Regions from separate parts of the Homo sapiens genome. Here region 1 is linked to region 2. A link is an interaction called in ENCODE POLR2A ChIA-PET data of the cell type or tissue named here. Cell type or tissue: PC-9. All regions are shown on one strand. Each heading gives the region's core, and the rest is flanking DNA. Links, peaks and the distances in the headings are about the cores only.

What was found. ChIA-PET counts read pairs that join two places held together with the same protein. Peaks named below come from ENCODE experiments on the same cell type or tissue, not always from the same donor. Only the 100,000 strongest peaks of a DNase experiment are listed, where the experiment ranks them.
Region 1: POLR2A ChIA-PET joins it to region 2 with 6 read pairs; 1 of 35 experiments calls an interaction of 5 or more read pairs at or near these places.

Annotation. Positions count from the first base shown.
Region 1 is chr11:95,130,025-95,138,478 of GRCh38, forward strand. ENDOD1 (endonuclease domain containing 1) reads left to right here. Exons shown (of 2, transcript NM_015036.3): 2 at 1-2,621. Among named protein-coding and RNA genes, the nearest start is that of LNCRNA-IUR, 16 kb to the right of the region's middle. In PC-9, for the core only: no CTCF peak of the experiment used is centred there; DNase peaks (open chromatin) are centred at 3,147 and 4,577; H3K27ac peaks cover 1,284 bases.
Region 2 is chr11:94,585,985-94,590,984 of GRCh38, forward strand. It overlaps PIWIL4 (piwi like RNA-mediated gene silencing 4), which reads left to right. Exons shown (of 20, transcript NM_152431.3): 7 at 1,066-1,263; 8 at 3,137-3,248. All of the region lies in intron 4 of PIWIL4-AS1 (PIWIL4 antisense RNA 1), which reads right to left. Among named protein-coding and RNA genes, the nearest start is that of PIWIL4, 21 kb to the left of the region's middle. In PC-9, for the core only: no CTCF peak of the experiment used is centred there; DNase peaks (open chromatin) are centred at 1,197 and 2,577; H3K27ac peaks cover 1,841 bases.

The DNA of each region.
Region 1 (8,454 bases), core at 1,831-6,830, 550 kb after region 2:
CAGCCAATTTCTTGGCATTTGCTTCTCTTTCTCCTCAACTCGACTGACCTTGGTGGAATGCAGATAATGCCTCTTTGTTGAAATAACTTTGTGGGAATGTACAATTTTCTATATCTCTTAGCTTTCCGTGGTTCTCAAGGATATGTACAGTTTTCATTTTCCTCCAAAGTTGAATTTTGCTACATTTTTCTTTTAGGTAATGATAAGCATTTTTTAAAAAATCATTTTTAGGTAATGGTAAGCATTTTATGCCAAATGTGGCATAACAGAGTTTGAATTGAAGGGCAAAGTTTTCTTTTCTTTTTTTTTTGGGCCCCTTGAATGGTATAATACAGTCCTCTCCGGTGGAAAGAAGAGAAGAGAAGGTGGACAGCCCTGCTCTTAGTAGGTGCTGCAGATCCAAGGACATCTTTTGTCCAGCTTGGATTAACTTGACGTGTATCCCTGCCTGACAAGGTTGAACTGAAAGATCTATATGTTAAGCTAACATGAAAATTCATATTCTGCAACATAGTAGATTTTTCTAATGCATGAAATAAGTACCCAGCACAGTAAAAATACTCTGACTTATGTCCCTAAATGGTTGTTTTGATACAACTATATAGAAAAGAGCCACAAAATAAAGATAAAAGTTATTGTGGCCATCTCTGAAAAAAATATATAAAATATTTAAGAATAATTATATCTTAGGAAATTATTTTTACAGTGTGTTTGAGGCTACAAACATAACTCCCCCATTAATACAAATTAAATGTGAGAGCTCATTCTCAAAATTTTTTTGATCAAGCACTTGTCATTTTAAATCTTGCACTAAAAAATGGTAACAAGAGGGACCAAACTTTGCTTCCCACAATTGGGATGGAATCACCTGGATTTTTCTGAATGTTTTAAAGAATTGCTGAGAGGTAGAAACAGCCAAGTATGAAATACTGATCTTGGGGCTACCGCCCAGGATCAATCAGAAAGTTATATGCAAAAATTCGGGGTCCCAACAAGGAGAGAACAATATGTCAACCATTTGCATGGGGTCGATGGATGAGAAACATGAGCGTAGCAAGAGTTACATTTTGCAGAAAAATAGCGGAGGCACACCCAGAGTAGAACAGCAGCCAGCAAGCTGCCATCCTGATCAATTTGTGATGCAAGGTTAGGGAGTATGAGCACCGCATGGGTCCATGCTAGGGAGATGTGCACCAGGCTTAGCTAAGAAACTTAAAGCAGTATTTTACCAACTCTTGTCTTAGGGAGCATAAAGTTTGGATGTCCCTTTATTTCAGCAGTGTGAAGGTAAATGGAAGGGTGAGGGTTTGACTTGGTACTGATTGGTCAAGAATCCTGCTGGATAAAGAAAAGGAATTTTAGAAGTGACCAGAGGGACAGTCCAGCCAAACTATTATTTGATAAGGAACCCAAGGCCCTGGGAGGCAACAGGCTAGCCCTTAGTTTCATGGCTAGCTGAGAGCAGATTAGGAGCCAACGTTGTTTGCACATGTCCCATCACACCTGAGATGTCAGACATGGGAAGTTCGTGCTATTATTCAGTTGCCTCTCTGGACCATGGCAAGATTTCCTCATTCATCAAACAGACTCCAGGCCCTGACAAAGCAGTTGGATTTGGCATGTGTGATGAAAACAATTAGCCATCCATGTACAACATTATGCTTACTGCATCCCATGGAAACTTAATTCCCTCCTAGCACATATTTGCATACTGAAAGGTCCGAAAAGGGCATCCACGGCAGCTTGAGCCCCTTAGCACCATGTAAGGAGCACAGCATCCAAACGGCTTCTTGAGAACCATTGGGGAATGTCTTTCTTTTTCACATCCAATTGTTTAGTGTCTATTTATTCTTGGGTGGCCAGTTTTGAAACCTAAAAAGGGACAATAAAGCAAAAAGTATCAGTAAGGATAGGTGGCTGAGACCCACTGCCCTGAGCTACTAGTGTGGCTGTGCCTGTGGGTCTCTAGAACCATCTGCATTGGACGTGAAGCCACAGCAGGTGGCTGGACTGCTGGCCTGTTCCTAATGAGCTACGCTGGGCTTTGAGGTAGAGGTTGGGGTTTATGAACCCCAACTCTGGCTTAAAGATCTTGCTGTGGCTCTGTTATGTTCTGAGGCCTTGGGATTAGCCTCTTCCTCATTATGGAGCTGATTTTCTAGTCTGTGGATCAGCTATGCCTTTGGACACTTCTCTTTTCCATTGTGCCTTTTGAATGTTGTCTTCTCACTCAGCATCAGCACTTCGATCTAAATGCAGACTAGGTAGTTGGGAGGAGGAACCAAAGTGAACCATCCTTCATTTATTCAGTCATTCGTTCATCTGTCAAACACGTATTTGGACATCAAGGTTGCAGAGATGAACAATGCATGGATTTCATCTTTGAGGAGTTCAAAACCTAGTGGAGAGAACACATGGTACAATCGTAACACATGAAGGACAAGTAAGTGCTGCAGTAAAGGTACTAATAACATGTTCCTTGGAACAGAGGAAGAAAAACCACGAAACCATGGAAATTAGGGAAGCCTTTACAGAGGGTGTGACAAAACTCAATTTGACATTTTCAAGCTATGTACAATGATGTGCACCTTGCAGATGCTCAATAAAGTAATTACTGACAACTCGTTAGCAGTTCTGTAAAATATCTAAAAGGGGAGAATCCTAATAGTTGAAATGAGGCTTGGGGACTGTGAATTGTTGCCATTTTCTTCTTGATCCGCATTAATTCAAGCAGCTTCCAGTGACTGGCTTTTGTTCATTTCTTTAAAAGTTTGCATCATACATGAAAAAACAGAGAGGTCTGGATCAGTGAAACAGGACTTAGAACTATTTTTTAATGTTATTGCTCTGCAAAGTATTTGGGACAATAAGTGTTTTTGATATCTTGCATAATTAAGCACCAAAGACTTACTGCTTCACTGAATCTGAATCACATAGAAAATTATAGAAATACTTTTATTAGTTTGTTTATTCATTAGGAAGCTCCCACAGTGAGAGAAATTACAAGCAGTCTCTGACGGGGGCTGGTCCTCTCTGTGGCCTTTAGTAGGGTGATCCTCTTGGGTGGAGGTGGCAGTAATTCTTGGCTGCCTTCCCAGTGTGGGCAGCATCTTGCCTAAGCTCACCACAGAATACGTGTTTGTCCAAATGTTACACTACAAGCCATATAGTGTGGACTGCTTGCTTTTCATTAATGGGTTCTCAGTCTTCCCATTGTCTCTCTTTGTAGGTATTTTCCCCCAGGTCATGGATTGATGTCTAACTCCAAATCAATTTTTAAGCTTAAATTTCAACAAAGAAAGTGCTTATAACCACTTGTCATCCTCAATTATCCATTGTGAGGAGGTGGATGTAAGATGACTTCTGGAGGCCAGTACTTCCTAATGATTAAGAGCCCACGCTCTAGAGTCAAAATGATGTAGGCACAAATCCTGGCTTCCCCACTTATTGTGTGATCTTCAGCAAGTTACTCACCTCGGCTTTCTCATCTATACAATTATGAGTACCTATCTCAAAGGGTTGCTATGAGCATTAAATGAGTTAATGAACATAAAGCATTCATCACTTACCATGCTTGGCACATGGTAAGTGCTCAGCAAATGTTAATTGTTGCTAGATCTATTGTGGGCAATGATATTTACACTTCTTGGACAAAATTGGTTTGATGGTGCCTTAGAGGTTAGGATGTTTCTAGATCAACGCTGGAAGAACCAGGATCAAAGTGTGGTCTGGGAGTCAAAGTCATGAATGAAAATGAAGCAAGCCAGAACCTCATCAGTGGTGTCCATGAATCTGAAGGTACAGATGAGGGTTGGACCTGGAGTCTCAAAAGAGAAGGGTCAGAAAACTGAAACTCAACATGTGTCCAGCACTATTCAGTTTTATCTCATAATCAAGCCTCCAAAATCCAAACACATTGTCAGCATCTGCTTTGAAGGTAAGCATTGCAGGTAGGATGAGGCAACCCAAAGATGGCATTGAGAAAGAGGCAGAGCCTCTTGGACACTGTGCCTGGTGAGTGTGGGTTGGTGGGGGAAAGGCAGGTGATCATTCTGATACAGGGCCTTGGGGTTAACTAGTTTTAGTTGTCCTGTGACACTTTTGGGAAAGTCTTCAAACCTTTGTGAGATTTAATTCCTTATCAATAAAATGTGGGTAATAAAAATATCACCCCATAGGGTTTTTTGTAAAGATCAAGTGAAACTAGCTTTGTAAACTATCAACTATCATAAAAATATAAAGATTCATAATTATAAGTTTCCAAGGTTGGTCCTATTTCTTTAAAAATTGGTGCATACTTCCATTTTTTTAAAGGTGAGTAGATGTGAATGAAAATTAAAGTGCTTATTCAGAAAGCATAAATGGCTTAGCCAGAAATTGGGTTTGACAGTAAATGTTGAACATTATGCCTTGGGAACTTAAGATTCTCAGAATGCTGCCTCATCCAGCCTTGAGTCCTACTTTCTTAAAACCCAATCAATCCCGTTTTCAGTAGATTCCTCCACACACCTCATGTCCATTTGCTGTCTGGCTCGGCTGAATCATTGAAATGAGTAATAGGCACTGAAATGAAAGACACCATATGAATCTTGTAAAACCTGAAAAGAAACAAGTGCGAGACAGTGAACAGTCCTGGTGAGTCTGAGAACTGGCAGAAGCTGCCTAGACCGCCCCTGGCAGCCTGCACACTCAAGGCCAGCCCAGGCCTGCCACTGACATCTGTCCCTGAGAACATCAGACAGCAGCTTCTGGGCTTTGTTTAGGCTGCACCAAGTGTGTGTTTCTCCAGCATTCTTGCTGATTTGGCATATCCAGATGTATTCTGTTTACTGCGTCTGGAAGGAAACTTCCAGGGGAATAGAAGTCTCAAGTGAGGAAGTGGCAGGCTTATGTAAAGGGGAGAGTGCACCTGGAACACAGGAGCCCTGAGTTTCCCTCCTCTGAGTTACTGTACATTTTCTGGTTGTAATCACTGGTATATTTGCAAAACAAGAGAGGGACCATCTCTAGGGTCTTCTCAAATTGCAGGCAATAAATCCTTGCTTTTCAACAAGTACTTTCATATATTTGGGTCACAGAGATTCTGATTGCATTCTCTCAACTTATCTCTCCTATCTGAAGGTTACCAAAAGTCAGAGAAATTCCCTGCGATGTTATCAGGAAGGACAGGGAATGATACATCCTGAAAACATCGTTATTTTTATTATTATCATCAGCATTTCTTCTCCCCAGACTTAGAGAATTAATTAGCAGGGTTGCCATTAGGTGGTGGCCAACCTAAGAGTAAGAAATGTTAGTAATGCCCCTGGCTTCTATTTAACTCCCTCAGTAGCCTGAAGGGTTGCCAGAAATCTCACCACTTGGCACGCTTCCTGTAGACTAGGAAAATACAAATAATCTGAAAGAAGTTAACACATTGTGTCAATGCTAGCAACTTAGGGTAAATGATTTTATGAAATCCTTCCTACTAGCTGGGAACAATTCTACATGCAAGTAATTTTTTTTTTGAGACGGAGTCTCGCTCTGTCGCCCAAGCTCCGCCTCCCAGGTTCACGCCATTCTCCTGCCTCAGCCTCCCGAGTAGCTGGGACTACAGGCACCGGCAACCACGCCCGGCTAATTTTTTGTATTTTTAGTAGAGATGGGGTTTCACCGTGTTAGCCAGGATGGTCTTGATCTCCTGACCTCGTGATCCGCCCGCCTCGGCCTCCCACAGTGCTGGGATTACAGGTGTGAGCCACCGTGCCCGACCACAAGTAATTGTTTTGATTGGTAAGAGGTATGGTGGGAATACCATATTGAGAGTCAGGAGGTGCCTGTCTTAGACCAGCATCCTGTGGAACTGGAGCCTTACCCCAAGTGAGCCCTTTATTGTAAGGGCTGGAGACAAAGTGAAAGACCCTGTAAGATCTTAGAAATCAGGCCACAGAATTTTTCTCTAAATGTCTAATATTAGATCAGTCCATAATGGATCAAAGTAGAAATGCACACCTGAAAGAAATAACAAGCGTGTTGGGCCTATTGCACTCATAACCAGTGGTATGCTGGTAAATGTTGAACCACCAGCTTTCTGTGTTTGCGGGGAGAGCACCCTGATTTGTAATGTTTGCCAATTTCTGTGGTGTCAATATTTCCATCACAGCTGATGTCAAGCTGCCAATGTGACATCACTGAAAGCAGCATTGGGAAGAGATGTACACAGCCTGGGCTCCTGAGCTAGTGCAAGTCACTGGGAACTGGCTCCCCCATACCACTAACTTCATCATCCAATTGAGTGCATAAGATACACAGAAGGAACATTTCCAGCAGAAAAGAATTGAACAGCTATAGTATGGCAGAGGGAGGAAAATCACTGAAACAAATACTGACCATGCCCTTTTGAGTACTATTCAGGAGAGAGGAAGGCTTGACAATCTGAACTTTAAATATTTCGAAATCCAAAGACTACATCCCCAGCCCTGTAAAATAAATTCATAAGGTTATTTTAGCTCAGTGCCATTAAACAATAACTTATCTAATGCCTTATTTTCCATCCTTTTCCAGTCAAACAAGCTTCTGCTCATGGCCTGGCTTTCTTTTTTTTTTTTTTTTTTTTATTATACTTTAAGTTCTAGGGTACATGTGCACAATGTGCAGGTTTGATACATAGGTGTACATGTGTCATGTTGGTTTGCTGCACCCATCAACTCATCATTTACATTAGGTATTTCTCCTAATGCTATCCCTCCGCCAGCCCCCACCCCCACAACAGGCCCCAGGGTGTGATGTTCCCCGCCCTGTATCCAAGTGTTCTCATTGTTCAGTTCCCACTTATGAGTGAGAACATGCGATGTTTGGTTTTCTGTCCTTGTGATAGTTTGCTGAGAATGATGGTTTCCAGCTTCATCCATGCCCCTGCAAAGGATGCAAACTCATCCTTTTTTATGGCTGCATAGTATTCCATGGTGTATATGTGCCACATTTTCTTAATCCAGTCTATCATTGTTGGACATTTGGGTTGGTTCCAAGTCTTTGCTATTGTGACTAGTGCTCATGACCTGGCTTTCTATGTTGGTTTGCCTCTATGGTCCAAGTACGCTGAACATACAGATTTCAAACTCTCTTGGCAATGCTATACTAAAGCAACTTGAACAAGTGGTTTTTGATTATGTTTTGGCTTCCTGTGTAGCTTAAGTACATAATGTACATAAGATGATAATGGGAGTGCTCTAGTCTATATATCAGCTCTATTTTTAATGTAAATTAATAAAATTTCATTGTAGTATTGTCCTTAATCTCTTGTGTGTCCTAGCATGAATCCCTTTCTTAGAGTCTTATTGCTTCCAGAAGCTCAGCAGAGCCCACATCTGAGCTTTCAAATCTGGAAAATATTTCAGGTTGTGGTATTCAGACCAGCAGAGAGAATTCTGCACAGCCTTGGTTAGCTTTCCCTGAAATACCACTGCCACATTTCCATCTCCTGTCTCAGACTCACCTCTGAGCTCTGCAACCTCTGTCTGTGAATCAAATGTCACAGGATGTGTTGAAAATCAATAAAAACTCATCCTCTGCCATTGGATGGCAGAATGCATTAGTTAGGATACCTTTGCCTGCATGCAATAGAAACCCCTCTCAAACTAGCCTTGTCCCAAATTTACTGGATCATATAACAAGAATTTAGAAGGGGCCTCTTGAATCAGGGACTCACAAAATGACAGAACTCTATCCACTATCAACAACTCTTTGTTGTCTTCATTCTCACCTAGAGTAAATGATATTTCTTCATACACTGTGAAGCACAGGGAGCTCTGAATATTCACCCTGATGGTCTCATATCTGGAGGAGGAAAGCTCCTGTGTTAGTTCTGGCTGGGAGAATCCCCAGGAAGGTTTCTTTTTCCTAGTTGGGTACATGCAATCCTTGAGTCAATCACTGTGGCTGAGTGAGTGCAATAAGATGATTGACCCAGACTGGATTATGGATCCATATGATGGTGTTGGTAGTTCTCATAGGAAGGACAGAGGAGAGGAAGCAAGATAGACATCCGCAGTAGTCCCTCATAGACTGACTTACAGCTTTATTTAAGACGTATAATGATGCCCTTTCAATTTATTAGGTGGCTTTTAACTTGCAAAGCTCTTTCATGTTTATCAGTGGACTGCATCAGAACCACAGATGTGTTTGGTTTCTCTTAAAAACAGAAGCTATGGCCAGCATTTCCTCAAGGCCATAACAAGCTACAGCTGAGTAGACAGGGCCAGCATCCTACAGTTTGTCATAGTCTCCATGGTGTCTCTATTGCCTCTCTGACCTGATCCACTTTGCTCATTTAACTTACTTACCTGGCTCCTGTAGCCTTTTGGGTTTGCTGATCCCCGATGTGATCTCACGTCATTCACATCTATTCTGTGAACACTGATTATTCCCATTTTATTTTAAACCAAGATTCAGAGATTCAACTGACTTTCCTATGGT
Region 2 (5,000 bases), core at 1-5,000:
GGTCAGCTATGTCTTGAACTGGTTGTTACTTAGCTCTCAAAAATACTGTGGTCAAACTATAGACAGAGAGGCAACTGGTAGCCCAAACGTAGATTCATAAAGGGAGAAGTGCATAAAAGATAGAAAATGGGAGTAGGGTGTTTGGCCTTCTGCTTGGTGGAGGAAAAATGACGGAGTTTCCATATGTTCATTCAGAGTGTCAGCGTGCTCTCTATAAAGCACCCAATTCGTCCTTGTCACTAATCTGTCCACCCGGATTAGAAAATCTCATAGGTGCTGATTGTACTAAACTGCCCTAGGTGCTCAGCACATATGCCTGTCCCGGAGGCTGGCTTAGTATCACAGTGTCTACTTAATAGTCCACAAAATATAAACTGGAATTATTTTTTAAAATAGTAGTCTATTATTTCATGCCATTTCTGTAACTTCTTATTCAAGATTTTTAAGTTTATGTGGGAAGAAACTGTAGGCTGTGTTCCGGTTTCTCTTGTATATCTGTTTGTGGTATCACTTTTGTATTTTTTAATCTCGTCATTAAATCTATCCACTGCCCTCACCTTTGAATTGGGGTGCTTTTCTGAACCTAGATGTTTTCCTGCGGGGACAGATCACTCCATAAATGTATTATTCCTATAGTTACGGTTTTCAGGCAGGGACATTTCCCCCCCCTCTTCAGGGAACATTTTGTATTGTCTGGAGACGTTTCTGGTTGTCACAGCTGGGAGGCTGCTACTGGCGTCTAGTGGGTAGAGGCCAGGGAAATGCTGCTAAACATCCTACAGTACACAGGACGGTCCCTAACAAAGAATTATCCAGTTCAAAATGTCAGTGGTGCCAAAGCTGAGAAACTGCTTTACAGTAAGGTATTTTATCCTAAATGTATGCTTAAAGACACTGCAGCTGAAAAAAAGTTTTCAGTCAACAACTGGAAGAAATCAGACTAAAGAAAAAAATTATCTTGTTAAGATCTCGAGAATTAGAACAGAAAATCACCATTTAAAAATCTTTATTGTGTTTCCGGTATAACATTGACAATATTCCTTTTTTTCTTTTTTGTTTTTAAAGATTATCCCTTTGGCCTGGGTTTGCCATTTCTGTGTCATATTTTGAAAGGAAGCTCCTGTTTAGTGCTGATGTGAGTTACAAAGTCCTCCGGAATGAGACGGTTCTGGAATTCATGACTGCTCTCTGTCAAAGAACTGGCTTGTCCTGTTTCACCCAGACGTGTGAGAAGCAGCTAATAGGGCTCATTGTCCTTACAAGGTACAAGCCTGCGTCTAAATAAACTTTTCTTCAGAAATCAATCATTGATGGTATTTGGGAATAGGAATAGTGTTGGAGTATTGGCCCAATATCACAGATCTAATCCATTTACTCATCTGTTTAGAAGACCTGGTTGTTTTGCTGTCTGGAGTTCACATGTCCTTGTGTGGCATTCTGGACTGTCCACAAGCTCCAAATTCTCGCTTGCGGTACCCTCCTTTCCCCTAATGCCACTCTCTATTCTAACCCCCAGCGGTCTGCACTTTGCATGCTTCAGTTCAGTTCAATTCAGTTCACTTCAGTTGCCTGGATTCCCTTCCCCAAATTCTGCCTTTTAAACTTCAGTTTTCACAAAGCTCAATTCTAATGTCCTGGCTTTTCTGACACCTCCATTTGCCTACTTAGTTGGAATTATTCAGTTTCTTCCCCTGGGCGGCGCCCATAGCACTTTGCTTATGGCTACCTTGTTGTGGCCATCTTATTTCATTTTACAGGACAGAAGGTTAGTTCCATGTCTCACCTTCTTTATTAGATTCAGGAGTCTTTTAAGTTGAGACCACATTTTACTTCTTTGCAACCTCTAGGTTTATGTATATAAAATTTGCCCTCATTGCACATTGAGCTGAGTTAAACACGGAAAATTTAGATGACTTCCTGAGTACTAAAAAGCTCACATATACTGCTGCTAGTCCAAGAACACTTTTTAAAAATTTTTTATTTTAAGTTTTGGGATATATGTGCAGGATGTGCAGGTTTGTTAAGTAGGTAAAAGTGTGCCATGGTGGTTTGCTGCAGCTATCAACCATCACCTAGGTATTAAATCCAGCATGCATTAGCTATTTTTCAGAATGCTCTCCCTCCCCCCGACCCTATCACCTGAGAGGCCCCAGCGTGTGTTTTTCCCCTCCTCGTGTCCATGTGTTCTCATTGTTCAGCTCCCACTTATAAGTGAGAACATGCGGTGTTTGGTTTTCTGTTCCTGCCCTGGTTTGCTGAGGATAATGGCTTCCAGCTCCATCCATGTCCCTGCAAAGGACATGATCCTGTTCCTTTTTATGGCTGCAAAAATACTTCTTTTAGGGGACTTGTTAGCTTTCTATTCTGGCTTAGAATTTCCACTTAAACTTGTTTTTCTGGGATATATAGCAGAGGGGTGGGACTGGCTGGATTCCACACTACTCGGTATGAGAAGGCTACCCTCTTATCCTCCTGTCATGATCTTGATGGATTAGCTTATCACATTTCAAAGTCATCTTGGAAAGAATCAAAAGCTCTAGAGAAACCTGCTGTGGTAGTTTCTGCCCCTAGGCTAGGTCATCCTGAGAGGACAGTCCAGGCTACACAGTGCTGAAGGGGAGAAGGAGCTTAGAGTAATCTTAGCTAACCTGTTTTGTAGTTTTGCCAAGGGCCAGCCCTAGCGGGTAGGTTAAGCAAGATGCCAGCATTGTGGGTTGATTGGCCTTCTTTTGGTGCTTTTTTAAATCAGAAAAACTACCTGGGAGGTCAGAAACTCTTGAGTGACACCAGAAGATAATGGGAAAGTTTTGAGCAATGCTTCAGCCTCTGAACATTTAAGAATGATTTACCTGAAGTTAGAGTATCTATCAGTGAGAAAACTAGACTGTGGTCTAAGGACTTTCCCACAGGTTTTGTTGGAATGTGGACAGAAGTCTTCCTGTATAGGAAATTATTAAGGAATGCCCTTTTCAGATAAGAGCTGAGTATTTTTTAAAAAGTGAATATTCTTGTTTTATTGTTTTCATAATTTCTGACATTCTGGAGTCTATCTTATGTGTTGAATTAAAAGTGTGGTGAAGTAGCTGCTTATGTTAGATGATTAAAAAACAATTTAAAGACTTTTTATATTTGGCAGATACAATAACAGAACCTACTCCATTGATGACATTGACTGGTCAGTGAAGCCCACACACACCTTTCAGAAGCGGGATGGCACCGAGATCACCTATGTGGATTACTACAAGCAGGTAGGACTTTTCTTCATGCATCTCTATCTCCTTTTCTTTTACCTCAGAGAAGTCTCCTTATTCCAAGTCTCAGAGGTCCCCCAGATTGGAGGCTGAGTCTGCCTCCGACCTGATTCTCTGACTTGTCTCTCTCCTTCATCCCCACCCTCCCAGTCTCCTGTTGACCCTCATCCTATCTCCTGTTTCCTTCTTCCTGTAGTCTGAGTAATCTCCCTTTAAAGCATATCTGATCACACTGCTCGCAACGCTAATACATTTCCATGTCTCCTTATTGCCTTAGGACCACCTGTAAGCCCTTTAGCAGAGTTTCCAAATCTCCTTATGATGTGGCCAATTCCTGCCTTTAAAGCCTCATCTCTTCCCATTCCCCTGCTCCCTTCCCTGGCTCTGATGTAATTGCCTCTTGTGATTCCATGACTCAGTTTCTCCCCTGTGCATTTTCACACGTTGCTTCTTTTTCCTGGATACCCCTTCACAGCCAGACGAACACTAGACACCCTTGCATACTCAGCTCAGCCATCAAGTCTCAAGGGAGCCCCAAAGCATTCCTCCCAGAATCCCCTCCCTGTCTCAGGTCATCACAGGCACCACACGAATGGTCTGAGCCCCATCCTAGACATTGAGCTCTGGGGAGGGGGCTCCTTGTTTTTGGATTCCCAGGACTAGCTCAGTGCTTTGCGCATATTAGATACTCAAGAAACTATTGATGGAATCTGTTGCTGCCTCTAGAAGCTCTAGCCGCATTTGCAACAGTTATCCTTACCCCTCATCTTCCATGTTCAATTCTTTTTGAAAGCACCTTCTCTTTAATGTATAGTAATATTCAGGTTAAAACAAACAAACAAAAACAAAAACCCTTTCTTGATCATTGTACACTTTCAGGAAAAGCTCTTTTTCTCCTTAGCTAACTTTAGAAAGTCATTTACACTAGCTCCAAGCACCTTTTCTGTTCTTCCTTCCTGAAACCTCAGCAGTCTGGTATCCAGTTATGCTGCTTTAGAAGTAGTTCTAGAAAGGTCAAGTTCAGTTACTGTTCTTATCCTAAAGGGCTTTCAGTGCATTTGATACCTGTGACCTCTCCCACCGGCTGGAACTGATCTCTTCCTTCCTTGACTCCTGGGACACATCCCTGCGGTTCTCTGCTACTTTCAGGTTGTTCTATCTTAGTCTCCTTTGACGTTTTCCTCCTTCCTTCCTCACAAAGGAACCATTATTCACCATGGTTCCCTCATATAGAACCTTTTCATTGTATTTTGAGATGGCTCAAATATAGTGCTTTTGCCTAGCCCTCATTCCCAAATTACATATTCATCTCCATTTCCAGAACATATTTGCATGAATACCCTGCAGGCATCTCAAACTAATATAATTCAGACTGAATTCATTGTCTTTCCCATTCCTGTTTCTCCTTGGAAATTCTGTAGCTCAGATAGGAATGATTTTGCTTTCTTCCTCTTCTTCACCTTAACCTCCTCATTCACTTGTCACCAAGACGAGTTCTGTATCCTTTATCCGTGAATTTTCTTTTTGCCAGCCCTGTTCCCACTGCATTAATGCAGGCCATCTCGTGGATCCCCTCCCACTACCGTCACTCTTTATGCCCTAGCTCTCTCCTCACTGTGATCCCTCACCCTCACAGCCATCAGAGAGATCTTTCTGAAGTGCTGCCCAGAAATCTGATTACAAGCATAAGCTCTGGAGTAAGATGGTCCTGGCTCCAGCTGTGTAACCCTGGGTAAATCACTAAACCCA